Regions from separate parts of the Homo sapiens genome. Here region 1 is linked to region 2. A link is a loop called in an ENCODE intact Hi-C map of the cell type or tissue named here. Cell type or tissue: sigmoid colon. All regions are shown on one strand.

Evidence for each region. Peaks named below come from ENCODE experiments on the same cell type or tissue, not always from the same donor. Only the 100,000 strongest peaks of a DNase experiment are listed, where the experiment ranks them.
Region 1: it touches region 2 in a loop (9-fold over the local background); 2 of 110 quality-filtered maps call a loop at or near these places.

What each region holds. Positions count from the first base shown.
Region 1 is chr2:66,582,439-66,590,438 of GRCh38, forward strand. All of the region lies in intron 1 of LINC01798 (long intergenic non-protein coding RNA 1798), which reads left to right. Among named protein-coding and RNA genes, the nearest start is that of LINC01798, 12 kb to the left of the region's middle. In sigmoid colon, no CTCF peak of the experiment used is centred here; DNase peaks (open chromatin) are centred at 343, 883, 3,373, 4,983 and 1 weaker place; H3K4me3 peaks cover 2,118 bases; H3K27ac peaks cover 224 bases.
Region 2 is chr2:67,256,863-67,264,862 of GRCh38, forward strand. All of the region lies in intron 1 of LINC01828 (long intergenic non-protein coding RNA 1828), which reads left to right. Among named protein-coding and RNA genes, the nearest start is that of LINC01829, 46 kb to the left of the region's middle. In sigmoid colon, no CTCF peak of the experiment used is centred here; DNase peaks (open chromatin) are centred at 3,189, 3,659, 3,919 and 4,259; H3K27ac peaks cover 1,129 bases.

The DNA.
Region 1 (8,000 bases), 670 kb before region 2:
GGTGAAGATAGATCCTTGTAGACGAGTGTGAAGACATGACTGGGAAGATTTAAAGTGAAAGAAACGGCAGATTATTAAGAAAGTAATAGTAAGGTGTCCCATACACTACAGTTTTATTGTTGGGTAGTAACTACCCGATTTATTTATTGCCGGGGCTATATAATAGAGATAATGACCACAAACTCAAGATAAATTCTTATGCGCCCAGCCGGTCAATTCTTTTTTATTTAAGAGAGTGAGCCTGAAGGGTGAGCCTCATCCCCTCCCCTCCTCGAAGATCCGTCTTGCTTTCTACCATATTATAAGCATGACATGCAAATAAATAAGTGCTGCTGGGTCTGTGTGGGTAGGCCGGCAGGATTTATTTCAGGTGACGGAGGAACATACACGGAATATGAATTTCCGCAGGAGTGGCGCCGTGATTCCTTCCCTCTCCCTCTCGGCCGCCCTCTCCTCAGGGTCTCCCTCCTTTTCTGTGGGAGCAGAGAGCATCCCCTGTTAAAAACATTAACGTGTCATGTCTCAGCTCCCTATTCCTTGACATATAGGTCTGGGGAGGGATGGGGGCACTGCAAAATGCAAAACGCATGCCCAAAGTAGGTTGACTTGCTGGGACTGCTCAAAGCGATTCTGGTGGACAAAGAGAAGGGTGAGTTGTAATTATGACTTCCAGTAGGGGAGCAGTATAGGAAGTATGTTAATATCATTTTGAAATATGCACAATGGTCCAAAAGTTTACTGTCCCGGATCTGGCATGGGTCCTCCCCAGCCGGATGGACCCCAAGGGGAGCCCTCCTGGCACCTTGGGACATGCCCGCCTCTCTTGGCCCTCGGTTTCTCTCTCTGGGAGCCAGGTAAACACCCCCCTGGCCAGGTGATGGAGTTAAAGATGACCTTGCTCGTTGACCGCCAAGGTCGGAAGAGAGCTGGCGGCCTCAGGTGTAGGTTCCACCTGACGCCCTGGCTGCAATCATAGTCACCGGCTGGCCTTTAAGGGGGCGGCCTCCCAGAACTGCTCTCCCCACCTGCACTCTGCGACCACTCAGGCAGATCCGGAACCTGCCAAGACGAAGTCAGTCAGCATCCTCTTCCGATCTTCTTATTTTCTTCCTCATTTTTTGGATAATATTCAGACATACAGTGTTTCAGTCTCACAATAACCACTTACATGCAGAACTTCCTTTGATCTGTTTGGCCAGAGTCGGGGGGAAACACCTGACAGTGAAGAACTGCGATGAAAAAGAGGGGTTCAGGGGAGATGGGAGAGCCAGACGCGTGGGGCGAGGGAGAAGGAGGTGCGTGTGGGGAGATGGAGACCTAGAGACAGCAAGAAGTAGCAGATGGGGGAGGAAGGTAAGGCGAGAAAGTGAAGAGCAGCTGCGAGCGGGAAGAGAAGGGGCTGCTCCTGTAATTTGGTGGTTTGTGTGAAGGATGGTATTATGAGGCTGAAAGAGAGGACAATCCTCGTCAATCTTTTACAATATTGGTGTCATTCAAGCACAACTTTATCTTTGAACCAGATTATCTGTTCCAATGATTTCCATAAGAACATAAATTATAACCTTCAGAGCCTTCAATATTTCTTTCGGTACTTTATTAAGTGTTGTTGCAGAGGCTATTTATGAAGTGAGTGATTCAACTTTTAATCTTTTGAACATTAAAGTGTATTCCTCCGAGTTTCCTTTTCAAAATAATCTAAAATAACAAAAAGAAACTAAGCTCATTACATGAAAAAGTGACAAGCGTTTTTGCTCGCAGCCTGGCAAGTTGCCTTATTCACTTCAAAGGATGATGAACTAATTGTTTCCAGAGTTTATAAGTAATTAAGCTATTATTTGGGGAATTTATGTAACAGTTTTATTCACATTAGAACTTTCTATTTAAAATAGCCTGAGACAAATCTTCAAAAATGCCAAGATTTTAATAATTGAAAAGCCTTCTCATTATTGTTAATAGTGAAAACTATTTTTATTTTAAAAAGCACTGGAAAATGTAAACAAATATAGTTTTCTCCAGAGTATATGATAAGTGGAGATCATTATGGATAATTAACGCTGAAAGGAAAATGAACATGTAATGGCTTCCAAAAATTAAAACATTTGTAACTATCAAGTTAAGTTCTAAAAAGTTAATTTTTAAATCAGCTGGATTTATCTAAATATGCCTGGCAAGGAAAAAGATATATATATATATATATATATATATATATATATATATATATATATATATATCTATTTACTGTCCTTTTAGAACTCTATAAAGAAAGTTTAAAACCTTAAATAATTTTAGCATTTTTAAACCAACTTTTGGTGCCTAGGCAATAAGAGTTAATGCCCAGAAATGCTAAGTGCTGTAGTTTCTCCAATTTTGCAACAAAGAAATATATTTATTCACCCCTAGATTAAAATAAAGAAAATATTCTAAAAATCTTTTGAAATATATAATTCAAACACCACTTCCATAATATTTCAATGCATGTTTGTTAGTTTTAAATAATTAGGTTTGCCATAAATGAAACAAAATTCATTAAAGGAAAAAGTAGGACTTTAAAAGGAGTGATGAATTATTTTGTAAAATTCAGCAAAATATACAACACTTTAGTTTAATAGGCATTTGTATACATAACAATATACCATTTTAATATAATTTTCCCATCAAGGTGGTATTAGCTCTGTGTGTTAGAAAATGCCTGTTTCATTGTCACATGAAGAATTTCAAAAATAATAAAATTTTCATATTAGGAGGAAATATCTTTGAAGAATAACAAACACAAATGTGAAAATCCAAGTAAATGCCTATAAAATCTTATATGAGGTAAAATATATTTTCTGGAAGTTATCTGGAAAAAATTAAAGCATGTGGTAGTTCAATATTAATTCCCCTCACCACAAAAAAATTGGGAGTTGTCTGTAGCAATTATTACAAGAGGTAGAATATATGTATTAAATAGAAAAAAAAATTTAGGACATATCCACTTGTTTCAAGTAAAATTCCTCTAAAACAAAAGTCTGGAATTTGATGGAAATTGTATATAAAATGCTTTGTATAATTCATGGTCAGTGTTGTTTTGTGGACTCTGTATAAACTGTGGCAATTTAGATCTGTCATGGTATCACAATGTCTGATTCAATATTTGCTGTAATATGTTCTCTTTATTAGTACAGACTAGCATTGCATTATTAAAAACAAAAACTAAAGCACCCTGGTTAGTAGTAATGCAATCCCAATGGTCTAACACCCTGCGATAATTGACCTTCTGGACACCAGACACTGGGATTCACTTTCAGACACTTAGCTGTTTAAACTGACTTCATTACAGGAGGACAATGGTGACTCTGTTGCAACTGACACCTGCACTATTTCACACAACGCATGGGCCATACCTTGCCAAGTCAGCCACCACCATGATTCGCACCAGAGCAGGAAGTCAGCTCGAGACAAATTTTATAATATGAATATACTGTTACGATTAAGGAGAAATGAATTCGTTTTGCATAGCCCTCTACAATCTTAAGGAGACAATTAGAAGCCTGTTTTCTGGTTTCCTTGTGTTACAATATTGCCATATGCAAAGATGTTTCCATTACTTTACGCTGAAGTTTAAAAGTTAAGGATTTTATGGTACACAGCATTCAAGGTGTCCATAGTAATACAGCATATAGATAGAAAAATACTGTTGTGGGAGGCTGAGGCAGGAGAATGGCATGAACCCGGGAGACGGAGCTTGCAGTGAGCCGAGATGGCGCCACTGCACTCCAGCCTGGGCGACAGAGCAAGACTCCGTCTCAAAAAAAGAAAAAGAAAAATACAGTTGTATCACACCTATGTCCTAGTTGAAAAGAGTCCATTAGTGGAAAGGTTTGGGGGGCGGAGGTGGTTAGCTCACTGACCAGACTTGCAGGCACTCTGATTAGTTATCCTAAATGAATTGCTAGAACATATGCAATTCATTCTCCATGGATCTTTCTCCTAATCTCTAAATAATAATAATATATTTCTTTTTTATAAATCATTTTGTGTTGCAGAATATGGTAAAGCATTGTTTTAAATTATATTGACTAAAATAAAATCTCAGAGGGTTCTAGATTTTTTCTGAACTCATAGAGAGTTCTAGATGTGAGTTCTAGATTTTTTTCTGACTCATAAGGGAATATTACTCTGTCCTCAAAGTTCTAAGCATCTCAGAATTCTGAGATACTTTCCTTTGCTCTTCTCTGGCCACCAGAAGGAAAGTGACAGTGCCTTATTGTTCCAAAGTATTTGCTGAAGGTAATTAATACCTTTATTGATTAAGTTGCTTCACTGAAATAAAAGGTGACTTTTCCACCAATGACTAGATTGTGATCTAACAGACTGAAAAATAACATGCCATATTCCAAAGAGAGAAGCCCAGCTTCTAAGGCAGAACTCCATCCCTCCCCAGCTTGTAAAAATCCACAGATTTACTAGTTTTTATTTAAATTTTGTGTTATGCTAGGCTGGATCTTGTCTTAAATCCTTGAACATTTCTAGCATATTCCATCAAATGCTTTGTAAGACTGAAAAAATTCTCTGTATGTGGGCTTTAGAATCTTAAGCAGTCAGCAGGACACTGTAGATACTGAAATTAACAGGACGTTGTCTGTGTCCTCAAGAGCTCATCTTAGGGTAGAGCTGATAAACACCCCACAATCCAAATCCATAGCAGTATACACAGGTGCTGTGCGAATACAAAAGTTAAACCAAGAAAATGGAAGAAGGGAGCCCCCAAAAGTCTTTGTCGTGGGCTAAGGTGAGGGGGAGTAGAGATCAGGGTATGTTTTTAAATCAGAGTTTAAACAAGTAAACAGAAACCACTCTGAGTGTATACAAGGGAAGGAATCGAATGCAGGAAATTGGTTACACAGGGTATAGGAGAGGCTGCAAAGCCCACCAGCTGGCAGCAAGGCAACCTTGAGGCAGGAAATAGCAGGAAACTCTAACCACTCCTAGACTGGAGGGACAGAGGGCGCAGGTGAGTCACCAGACTCCAGGGGTTGGGACTACTTGGTAGAAGATGTAACCGGGGAAGGCATGTCCAGTGGGAGCTGGAGCTATGGAAGGAATAAGGGAGGGATACATATTCTGGAGTCCTGCAATCTAGAGCAGAGCAAGGAAGGGCGAAGAATAGCTTTGAAAGGAGACAGTTCCAGGAGTGGCATTTCTTATTATATTTTTTCAAATGAAAATCTTTCATATTCATTTCTGAAGATACTCATTTGAGAATGCTGGAGAAGGAAGAGAAGAATGTTCCAGGCAAGGGTACTGAATTGGAAAAGAAAGTGACTTATTTAGAAAGTCACAAGTTTGCCAGTGCAGCCCGAGTAAAGAGGAAGATGTGGGACATTGTAGGACATGAGTTGAAGATTCTAACAGCCAAAGACATGAAATGACCAGTGGCTTCTGTAACAGCTTTACTTGCTCTCAATCATTAAGCCCCAGAGGCCCGGATAATAGAGACTACAGGGGTTAACATTGCAAAACGCTGCAAAAATAGAGACATGGGTCTCCATACAGGTGCAATGCTGCCCACCAACAAATGGCATTTCTATGAAGAAATACAGTCATCATCCTGGGCTGCCTTCAGTTAACTTACATTGTTATCTGATTCAGCCACAAAGCCAGTGGGACATCGATTCTGTCATTTTAATGAACAAATTAGATATTGCTCACTAACCCAAAGGAACCATCCTTGTGGCCAGTTTGGTGTTCAGAGGGCTAGATAAAAGGTTTTGTCTACTCCCAGGTAATAGGAATAGCTCAGTCCATGACCTCACAGGTGTCAGTCTCATGAATAATAGTTTGAAGTAGAGCCAGGGAGCTAAGAAACCAGTGAAAACACTATTGTGATGATGGTGGGGATGGGAGGTAAGCGTGATGATTACCAGAAGATATTAGGTGATAGAAGCACAGAGGAGGGGGATGAGATATTGAGAACCATGGCATGGTTTCTGGTTTGGAAAATTCTGCAGATTGTGGTTCCATTTGCTGGAAAGATAACCTTAGAAGAAGGAACATATTAGAAAGGAGGATGTTAAACTTGTTTTAGGTATTTTGAGATTAAGATACTTTTGATTTATCAAGATAGAGATGCTCATTAGGACAATGAAAATATGGGTCTGCGTTTTAGTGGAGGGAGTCTGGGCTGGAGATAAAAATTTGGGAGGAGTCATTGGAGTAGATGAGATCATTCACAATCTCTTTCAAGTGGTTTATGGTGAAAGAAAAGAAAGGAACAGGCCGTCAGTAATAAAGGGGAACAAGGATATATAATTTTGAAGATGGGAAAGACTTGAACATATTTGTATAATGAAGGGAAGGAAGAGGATATGCTGATATTACAAGAAAGAGTGTTAAATAATGGAGAAATCCATCATCCAGGTGGGGAATGGAGGAACGGAGCTATTCCTCAGCAGGGGAAGAGCCTGGCCTTCAAGGTCGAAGGCAGGTAATGGGTAGAGTTGTATGTCCAGGTCAGGGGTAGTGGAGGAAGAATTTGGTAGCAGTTCATACTTAAAAACTTACGCCTTTTTTTTTTTTTGAGATATGGGTAGAGATGTCATTTGATGAGTGAGGAAGTAGGAGGGTGACCAGGTTGTAGCACTTAAAGGCCTGTCCCCCAGGAACCCCTTCAGTCCTGGACAAGCTGAGAAATTTGGTCACCCCAAAGAGTAAAGGAAAGGGAAAGGCTTGAGATAAATGTGAAACATTAACAGTCATCACAGGAAGTGGGAGAGGGAGCTGACCAGAAATGCGAAGCTTACTGGCTGGTATCGAGAACTTACATGGAATTGGAGATTAAGGGGCAAGGTTTTGTGCACGGCTGTGGGGTTTTCTTCAGCAACACCTAAGCATACTGAGTTATCATTCCAGGAGAGAGTGTGTTCATGCATCCAGGTGTGTGTTTGAAGTACTTTTTAGAACCCAAAAGTATGTAGTATCAGAGTTCTCGTTCTGGGAACAGGAAAACAGAGTGAAATTAGCAGCAAGGTTGCCAGAACCCTGTTAGGTAGAAGATCATTCTGTCAACGATGTACATCACTCTTGCTTCATGTTTGCAGTCGACAAATGGCAGTTTTCACAATCCACAATATCTTGAGGTACCCCTGCCATGCGGGCATGTATTCATAATACCTCTTCTCTCTGGAAGGGTAATTTAGACACTGCAGTCATTAAGCAGTGTCTTGAGGTAAAAAGCACCCACATGCCTGTGGGTGAACATTATCTGTTACCCCAGCTCATCCACAAGGCGTGTCATGAGAATATTTTGCCTGTGTCATTGACTAAGTTATGTACCTTTATACTGGTAGGAATTTCACCTGTTGTTGGTTATATGAACAAAGAAAAATGTAAATATGTGATTGTCTGGCTGGTCATAGGGCAAATGGGGCAATGAGCTCCCATAAGTAGATTCAAGTAAATATCTGGAGTTTTGACTTTTCTTTTTGCAGCACATGCAGTTGGATAGCTCCCAAATAGATGAAGGGTTGTTTTCTCTGGTTTGTGCCCTATATCTAGGACAAACCAGTACCTCTAAGTTTCCAATACAGGACAGACAATAAGCCACAAAGGGGACCAAACTACATGATGAAAATCTGAAACTAAGCTTGGGTTGAGGAAGGTACTCAAATCTTGTCTGAAATTTGATGCAGCTTGGCTCAAAACTTTCCAGGAATTGGCTGAGGCTTTAGACAATAGACTGAATGGTGTTCCTCAAAATTCATGTGTTGAAGTCCTATCCCAGTACCTCAGAATATGACTGTGTTTGGAGACAGGGTCTTTAAAGAAGTAACTGAGGTTAAATGAGGTAATACGTGTGGGCCCTAACCCAATCTAACCGGTGTCTTTATAGGAGAGGAAGTTTAGACATAAAAAGAGGCACTAGGGATGCTGGAGCACAGAGGAAGCACCCTGTAAGGACACAGTGAGAAAACAGCCAACTGCAAGCCAGGAAGCAAGGCCCCAGAAGAAAGCTAACCCAC
Region 2 (8,000 bases):
TAAACAGAAAGTGTACTGGATGCAGAGTGAGATTTGTGTTCTAATCTCAGTCATTACTAGCTGAGTGTCCTTGAACAAGTCAAGGTCTCACTTCTTCTCACCTCAATTTCTTCATCTGTAAAATGTTGGGCTTAACTGCCATGATTCTGCTTTAACATTCCAGGATTCTGCAATGACGTTAGTTTGCCATTGCTGATGTTAATGTTGTTTTCTTCTCAGTGATCCACATTCCAAGAAACCATTCTTGGAATGGAATAGGATACCTAAACCAACTCATCCTACTCATTCGTTGTAATGGAAAAATAATCAGTTCTTTATTATTTATGCCACAGGCATGACTCAGAGCATAAAAGTATGAGTAGAGGAAGTCTATGGCCCTTAAAGAAAAGCGCTAATAAATAATCTGTTTTAGAACTATAATTTTCTTTTTTTTTTTTTTTTTGTTTGAGATGGAGTCTCACTCTGTCGCCCAGGATGGAGTGCAGTGGCGCAATCTCTGCTCACTGCAAGCTCCGCCTGCTGGGTTCACGCCTTTCTCCTGCCTCAGCCTCCTAAGTAGCTGGGACTACAGGCGCATGCCACCACACCCAGCTAATTTTTTGTATTTTTAGTAGAGACAGGGTTTCACTGTGTTAGCCAGGATGGTCTCGATCTCCTGACCTCGTGATCCACCCGCCTCGGCCTCCCAAAGTGCTGGGATTACAGGCATAAGCCACCTTATGGCCTTAGAATTACAACTTTCAATAGGAAAAAAAAAACCCTATGAATTCTCCAAAAATCAACAGAAGCAACGTTAACCTTTTTTTCTCTAATAACAAGGTGGTTATCTCCAGTGCCTTCTAGAATATCTTTGTCTGTTATTCTTACTCCTCATAAGCCCCCAAGCCTAATACTATCCTCCTACAGCCATACATTCAAATCGAGCCTCAGGATCTCAAGCAAGGTCCTTCAATTGACCTACAAAATGGGTGTTACCTCTGCTGGTAAGGAGACTAGACCTCTCCCTTGAACAATGTCATATCCCATGGCATCACTATTCCTCTTCTTCAGATTAAAGGCTGGATGGTGATGAGCAGATTTCATCTTTCTGCCAAGAACAGATTGACCCTGAGGTAAGTAGATAGCTTACAGTCTATCCCAGGACAAATGCAGGTAGCAGGCCTTCTTTCTCAAACAACACAAGTTTCTAAAAATTCCTTTCACCTCCATTAAATTTAAAACATAGTGTATAGTACTCTTTTCTTTATTCCAAATATTAAAGTGCATATCCATGGTAAAAATGATAATTTCTCAAATAGATACAGTCCTATAAATCATCTAGGGATAACAAAAACTAAGTTTCAATGAACATGCCAATTCTAAATGTCATGTAGTGGTTGCCTGGAGTACTATGTTGTAAAGGACTGTGACCTGCATTTACACTCAGTGGGGATGCTGCATTCAGTGAGCCAGCGTTGCTTAGGAGGATGGGAGAAGTAGAAATAGATCACGTCTATTGTCCTTGACCTCGTCCGGTGATCAAATACTGGACCAAATCTGGCCACACTTATGCATTTATATATGTTCTGTAGCTGCTTTCCCTCTGCAGCAACAGAGCTGAATCTTGCATCAGAGTGTGTGGCCCACAAAACCTAAAATATATTTACTCCCTGGCTCTTTACAGAAAAGTTTGTCAACCCCTGATTGTAGTCCAGCCCTCTCATCTCACAAATAATAGAATTAAATATATCTTCCTGTTTTTCCTTTCAACTTAAACCTTAGATTCTGATTAGCTAATCAAATCAAAGTAATAGTGACTTCTTACTAGAGTGGTACAAGCTGAGATCACAGTTTGTTACATGGAAGAACCACCATATGTGGAATCAAACCATGACCCAGACACCCAAACCGTATGTCAACTGTATTCTCATCTTAGGGGTGATATTTCTGAATTTCAATCTAGAGTTTACTTATCATGTGGCTTTTCTAGTTAAAAAAAATAAAATAGTATAATTTTGACAGGAATAATAAAAAGTATGTTTCACAATTGTAAATTGTCTCTCCATTTAAGTACACATGTCTGTCATACCATTGAAAGGAGGAATAATAAATCCAATATTTATGGTTTCACTATGGGTTACTGGCATCCTTGTAGTTTAAATAGGTGACTAAGAAGAAATCCTGCTGGCAAGCAAATTTATACATACTTATTTTGTGCCTTGACACGCTGAAAGTGTTCACATAAAATAATATAAGGCTTCTATAGCCTTGATTATTTCTGAATACTGCAAAATCTTACACTGGTATTGCAAACACACTTTGAAAACAGCTGGGGTAATCATGTTTAGTCTCAATCTGTGCTGTCCAATACAGTGGCCACCTGCCCCACGTGGCTACTGAGCACTTAAAATGTGGCTAGTTCAAATTGAGGTATGTTGTATGGACTGGATTTCTAAGACATGGTATGAAAAAATGAATGTGAAATGTATCATTAGCAATTTTTTGTAATATTCTATGTTGAAATGATATTTTAGATATATTGGGTTAAATAAAATGTGTTATGAAAATTACTTTCACTGCTCTTACTTTTTTGATGTAGCTACTAAAAAATTTAAAATTATCTATACGGGTCATGTATTTCTTTTGGATGTGCTCTGGTGGAGAAATTTTTAAAAAATATTTATGAAAGCAAGCCCAATGAGATAGGGAAATTGATACACACTTATAGAAAATGTACTACGTTCCCATGCCTCTGCTGATGTCATAGCCCTAACAACAATGAGCAATGTTCAAGGAAAGAAATAGCCCAATAAGTCAACATCTACCTGTTTAACATTATGAGAAAACTGAGGTCATGTCTCATGACTAAAGGCCTAATCATCTACTTCTCTTCCTTTTAAAAGTTTTAAAATAGTCCAGCAAAATTAGCACATAATCCCTCCCCGTATACTCACCCTTTCAAAAAGGAGCATGGCCTGAAAAATATCTGTTGATCTAACAAAAATAAAGAGAAGTTATAAACCAGACACTATCATGCAAATAGTTGAGTTGGCCAAGAATTTACTTCAAGTAATACCACATGACATTGTTTGATCTCTTTTGTTTCAGCAAGGATAAAAAGGCCAGCCATAAGGAGACATGACAAATACCATTGAGTACTGCAGAGCAACTTGGCAGCTGCCCGAGGTAGAGCATCTTGTTTACATCACCACGCCAAGCCAGGAAGCAGAGTGAGGCTTTAGTCCCTGAGGCATTAAGTCCTCACCCTGATACCCCAATCCAGGTCTAGCCACCTCTCTCCAGACATAGTCCTGAGCATAACAGCTGTGGAGATCAGTTGCCTTTTCTGCGAAATTGTCATTAAACCATGAGTAATTTGGCACTATTTTCTGCATGATTTGTCCTCTCTGAAAATAAGCAGACTCAGGCTTGTGAAAATGGAAATTGATTTACTTTCTATCCTTCTTGAGCTCATCTATTTAAGGTCTACTTCTTCTGGGATGTGCCAGGAGACTGCACTACTTTCAAGTGGTGGAAATTTCTTAAAAAAAAAAAAATAAAAATAAGCTGAAGGAAACTTGGAATGAGAATGCACTTGGCTAATTGGTTTGCCATCTAGCACTACCTCTTTCTCTAAGCAGGGAGAATCAAGCCGCTGTCTGCTTGATGGGGCAGTGGCAGCCTCGTGTAACCTCTGTAGTTATCTTCTGACTACTCAGCTGAATCCACTGCATTCTACATATCTTTCTTATTTAACGTAGAGTATGCATTTAAAAATAATATTTCTGTAAACCTTATCAAGCAAAACATGGCATGACTCGATGCCAAATTATAGTGATGATTATTTTAAGAAGAATCACAGCGCTTTGGCCCAGTTTTTGGAAAATGTGATTAATAGCACTGCCAGTGCCTTCTAGTGAGCCAGCACCACAAACTAGCTATTTGATTTCATAACACAGTGCTGTTGTGATCACCAAAGCAACACTATCCGTTTAGGTGCTGGATTAGAATCCAGGCGAGTCCGCAGTATAGTCTTTACACTTCATCAACTTCCACACAGGACATAAATTGTACTAATATAGTAATATACTGAAATCTCAGACCAACTGTTTGTCATCGGATTAGAATGTGATGACACAGAATAAAGATGTGAGACAGAATCTGTGCTGAGGTCTAAATTCACATTGGAAGTCTGGGAAGAGAAGACTGTTTATAAAATTATAGCCCAGGAATTGCTGCCAAAGTCGGCCTTTGGTGCAGCTGTAAGTCGGATGGAATCCACCTTCCTGACGTCAGACCCACCCACTGGAACACTGCTCCTCTGACTGGGGCTTCCCTGAATGGAAACTACATGTCATACTGCAAAGTAAGTGCTGTCGTTCTGGAGCTGTCGGCACGATTCGATCTTTGTAGTGGGTTGATTATTTGTTCTTTTCCATCCAGCAAAAAGGCTATCAGCACACTTGTAGTTTTAGCATTCATATTTTTCATCCCCAAGTTCTGAGTTTTGCTCAAGCTGACAGATTTCTTGAGTTCTACTCCCTAGGACCTTCACATCTGATGATGGGGTGCTTTTTCATTTTCTTTCCTTCTGTTTTGTATTCTTCAATTCACTTCTTCATCTTCTCTTCCCAGGAAATGATGACCTCCTTTGTACAGATTCTGCTACCATAGACAATGTGCATTACCATTTACAAAACCCAAGGATACATTTTGGTTTTCTATTACTTAGAAAAATTGGGGCCATACGTAAAGACGCCATGGAATAGGTGTTTATGCAGAAGGTTTGTCTGGACTAAAAACAAAATGAAGTTTGATGTCATTATTTATACATTTCAGAAGCTCCTAGATTACTATCTTAAAGGTTGTTTTTGTTTTTAATATATGACATTTGAAGTTTCAGTCACAGTGTAAAAAATATTTAAATAAGTTTCAACTGGTTTGCCAGGGAAGCAGGATGGTAAGGGCGGTAGGCATAGGGCTAACCTAAGCTTCGGCTAATTGCTTTAATACACATCACACAAGGTGATCCTCATAAAGGGTTATATTATGAATTCAATTATATAAGTAAGAAAACTGGTGTTGAGAGATGTGAAGTGACTTGTCCAAAGTTACCTCCTATGCAGCAGAGTCTACATGACTAGAATCCAAGTCTTCTGGCTCATTTTTGTTTGTATATAATTTATTTGCTTTTATTTTTAATTTTACATAGATAACTATATCACTAAGTAATGTATCATTTAGGTTTCCATGACATGATGTAAGTGTAGTCATTCCACATGTTACCGGCCTTTTTTTTTTTTTTTTTTTTTTTTTAAGAGATGAGGTCTCATTATTTTGCCTAGGCTGGTCTTGAACTCCTGGGCTCAAGCAATCCTTCCGCCTTGGTCTCCCAAAGTGCTGTGATTATAGGCTTGAGCCACTACACTCGGACCTGTTACTGACAATTTTTTTTCTTTTTCTTTTTTGTTGTGCTCTGTCGCCCAGGCTGGAGTGCAGTGGTGGGATCTCGGCTCACTGCAAGCTCCACCTCCTGGGTTCACGCCATTCTCTTGCCTCAGCCTCCCAACTAGCTGGGACTACAGGTACCCGCCACCACGGCCGGCTAATTTTTTTGTATTTTTAGTAGAGACGGGGTTTCACCATGTTAGCCAGGATGGTCTCGATCCCCTGACCTCATGATCTGCCCATCTTGGCCTCCCAAAGTTCTGGGATTACAGGCGTGAGCCACCGCTCCCAGCCAACATTTTTTAAAAAACACTTTTTGAGGTATAATGGACATACAAAAAGCTGTACATATTTAAAGTATACAACTTGAGTTTATGGGTAAGTATATACCCATGTAACCATTACCACAGTCAATGTCATAAACATGTCCATCACCTCTAAAAGCTTCCTCCCACCCTCTTTATTATTATTGTTTATTGTCATAAGAACACTTGACAGAAGATCTACCCTTTTAGCAAATTTTTAAATATACCATATAGTATTATTAACTATAGGCACTATTCTGTACAGTAATATATCTCTAGAACTCACTCATCTTGCATAACTGAAAATTTGTACCCTTTGACCATTACCTCTCTGTTTCTCCCTTCCCCTAGGCCCTGGAAACCATAATTCTCCTTTCTGCTTCTATGAGTTTGCCTATTTTCGATTTCTCATATAAGTGAGACTGTGCAGTATTTATCCTCCTGTGTCTCACTTACTTCACTTAGCATAACATTCTCCAGATTCATCCATGTCATCACCAATGGCAGTATCTCTTTCTTTTAAGGTTGGATAATATTCCATTGTATGTATAGGCCACGTTTCCCTTATCCTTTGATCCAATGATAGACATTTAGGTTGTTTCCACGTCTTGGTTATTGTAAATAATGCTGAGATGGACATGGGAAGGCAGATATCTTTTCAAGACCTTGATTTCACTTCTTTCGATATATACCCAGAAATGAGATTGCTGGATCGTATGGTACCCCGATTTTTTTTTTTTTTTTTTTTTTTTTTTACTTTTTAGGAATTTCTGTACTGTTTTTCATAGGGTCTGCATTAATCTACATTTCCACTAACTGTGTACAAAGGTTCCCTTTTCTCCACACTGTCACCAAAATTTGTTCTTTTCGTCTTTTTTATAATAGACCTTCTAACTGGTATGAGAGGATATCGCACTGTGATTTTGATTTGCATGTCTCTGATGGTTAGTGACATTGAGCACCTTTTAATATACCTGTTGGTCATCTGTACCTCTTCTGTGGAGAAACATCTATTCAGTTCCTTTGCCCATTATTTTAATTGGGTTATTTGGGTTTTTGCTAATGTGTTCTTCATATATTTGGGGCATTAACCCTTTATCGGATATGGTTTGCAAATATTTTCTCCCAATCTCTAGGTTATCTTCTCATTTTGTTGTTTGCTTTGCTGTGCAGAAACTTTTCAGTTTGATGTAATCCCACTTGTCAATTTTTGCTTTTGCTCTCTGTGCTTTTAGTTGTCATATCAAAGAAATCATTGCCAAGGTCAATGTCAATAAGGCTTTTCCTTATTTTTTCTGGGAGTTTTATGGTTTCAGGACTCACATTTAAGTCTTTAATTCGTTTCAAGTTCATTTTTGTGTATTGTGTAAGGTAAGGGTCCAGTTTTATTCTTTTGCATGTGGATATCCAGTTTGCCCAATTTCAGTTTTTGAAAAGTCTATCTCTTTCCCATTGCACATTCTTGGCACCTTTGTCAAATATCAGTTAACCATATGTGCCTGTGTTTATTTCTAGGCTCTTCTAACTGTTAATTCAAAATTCTACCTCCAATAAATCATTTATATGTTAGAGCCTGGTACTTGGTTACAAACAAAAACATCCATAGATTCAGGGCAGTGAATTAGAATTGCCTAGTCTCAACTACATTTTTAGAAGTCAGTGAATGTAACTTTTTCATATTGCACAAACTCTTAATTGCTATAGTCAAGCAGCTGATAATTATGGATTGGCTTGTTAATATTTATTCCTAACCATTTCTTGAGCATCTGCTATGTGCCAGGCTCTCTGCTAGCTTATAAACCATTAATGAATACAGTATGCTTTGTATTAAAGTATCACCCCAGATGCTTTAAAATGAACTGATTATTCTAGCTGCTGAAAGATTATTACAAATTGATAATTTGTTTTATAATTGATTCTTGGTCTGCAGGATCAGTGAAGAGACAGTCCACCACCATATATACATAAGTGTTCCACCATTTATTCCAAGGGTGGAGTATCAAGATGGGGATCCTTTGTAATATCAGTGTTGAAATAGAGTAGGAAAACCTAAAATAGGAAACAAATTCATGAAAATGCTAAGGAGATATAATCAAATCATTAGGTTACAGCACACGTGTTTAGGGGTCAGGAGATATTGACTCTGAACAGTCATGTGAGTCTGCAGGTCAATTTTAAATTGAGGAGAGCAGAATTTTTTATCTTTTTATTTTTTATTTTTTTTAGAGACAGGGTCTTGCTCTATCACTCAGGCCAGAGTGTCATGGA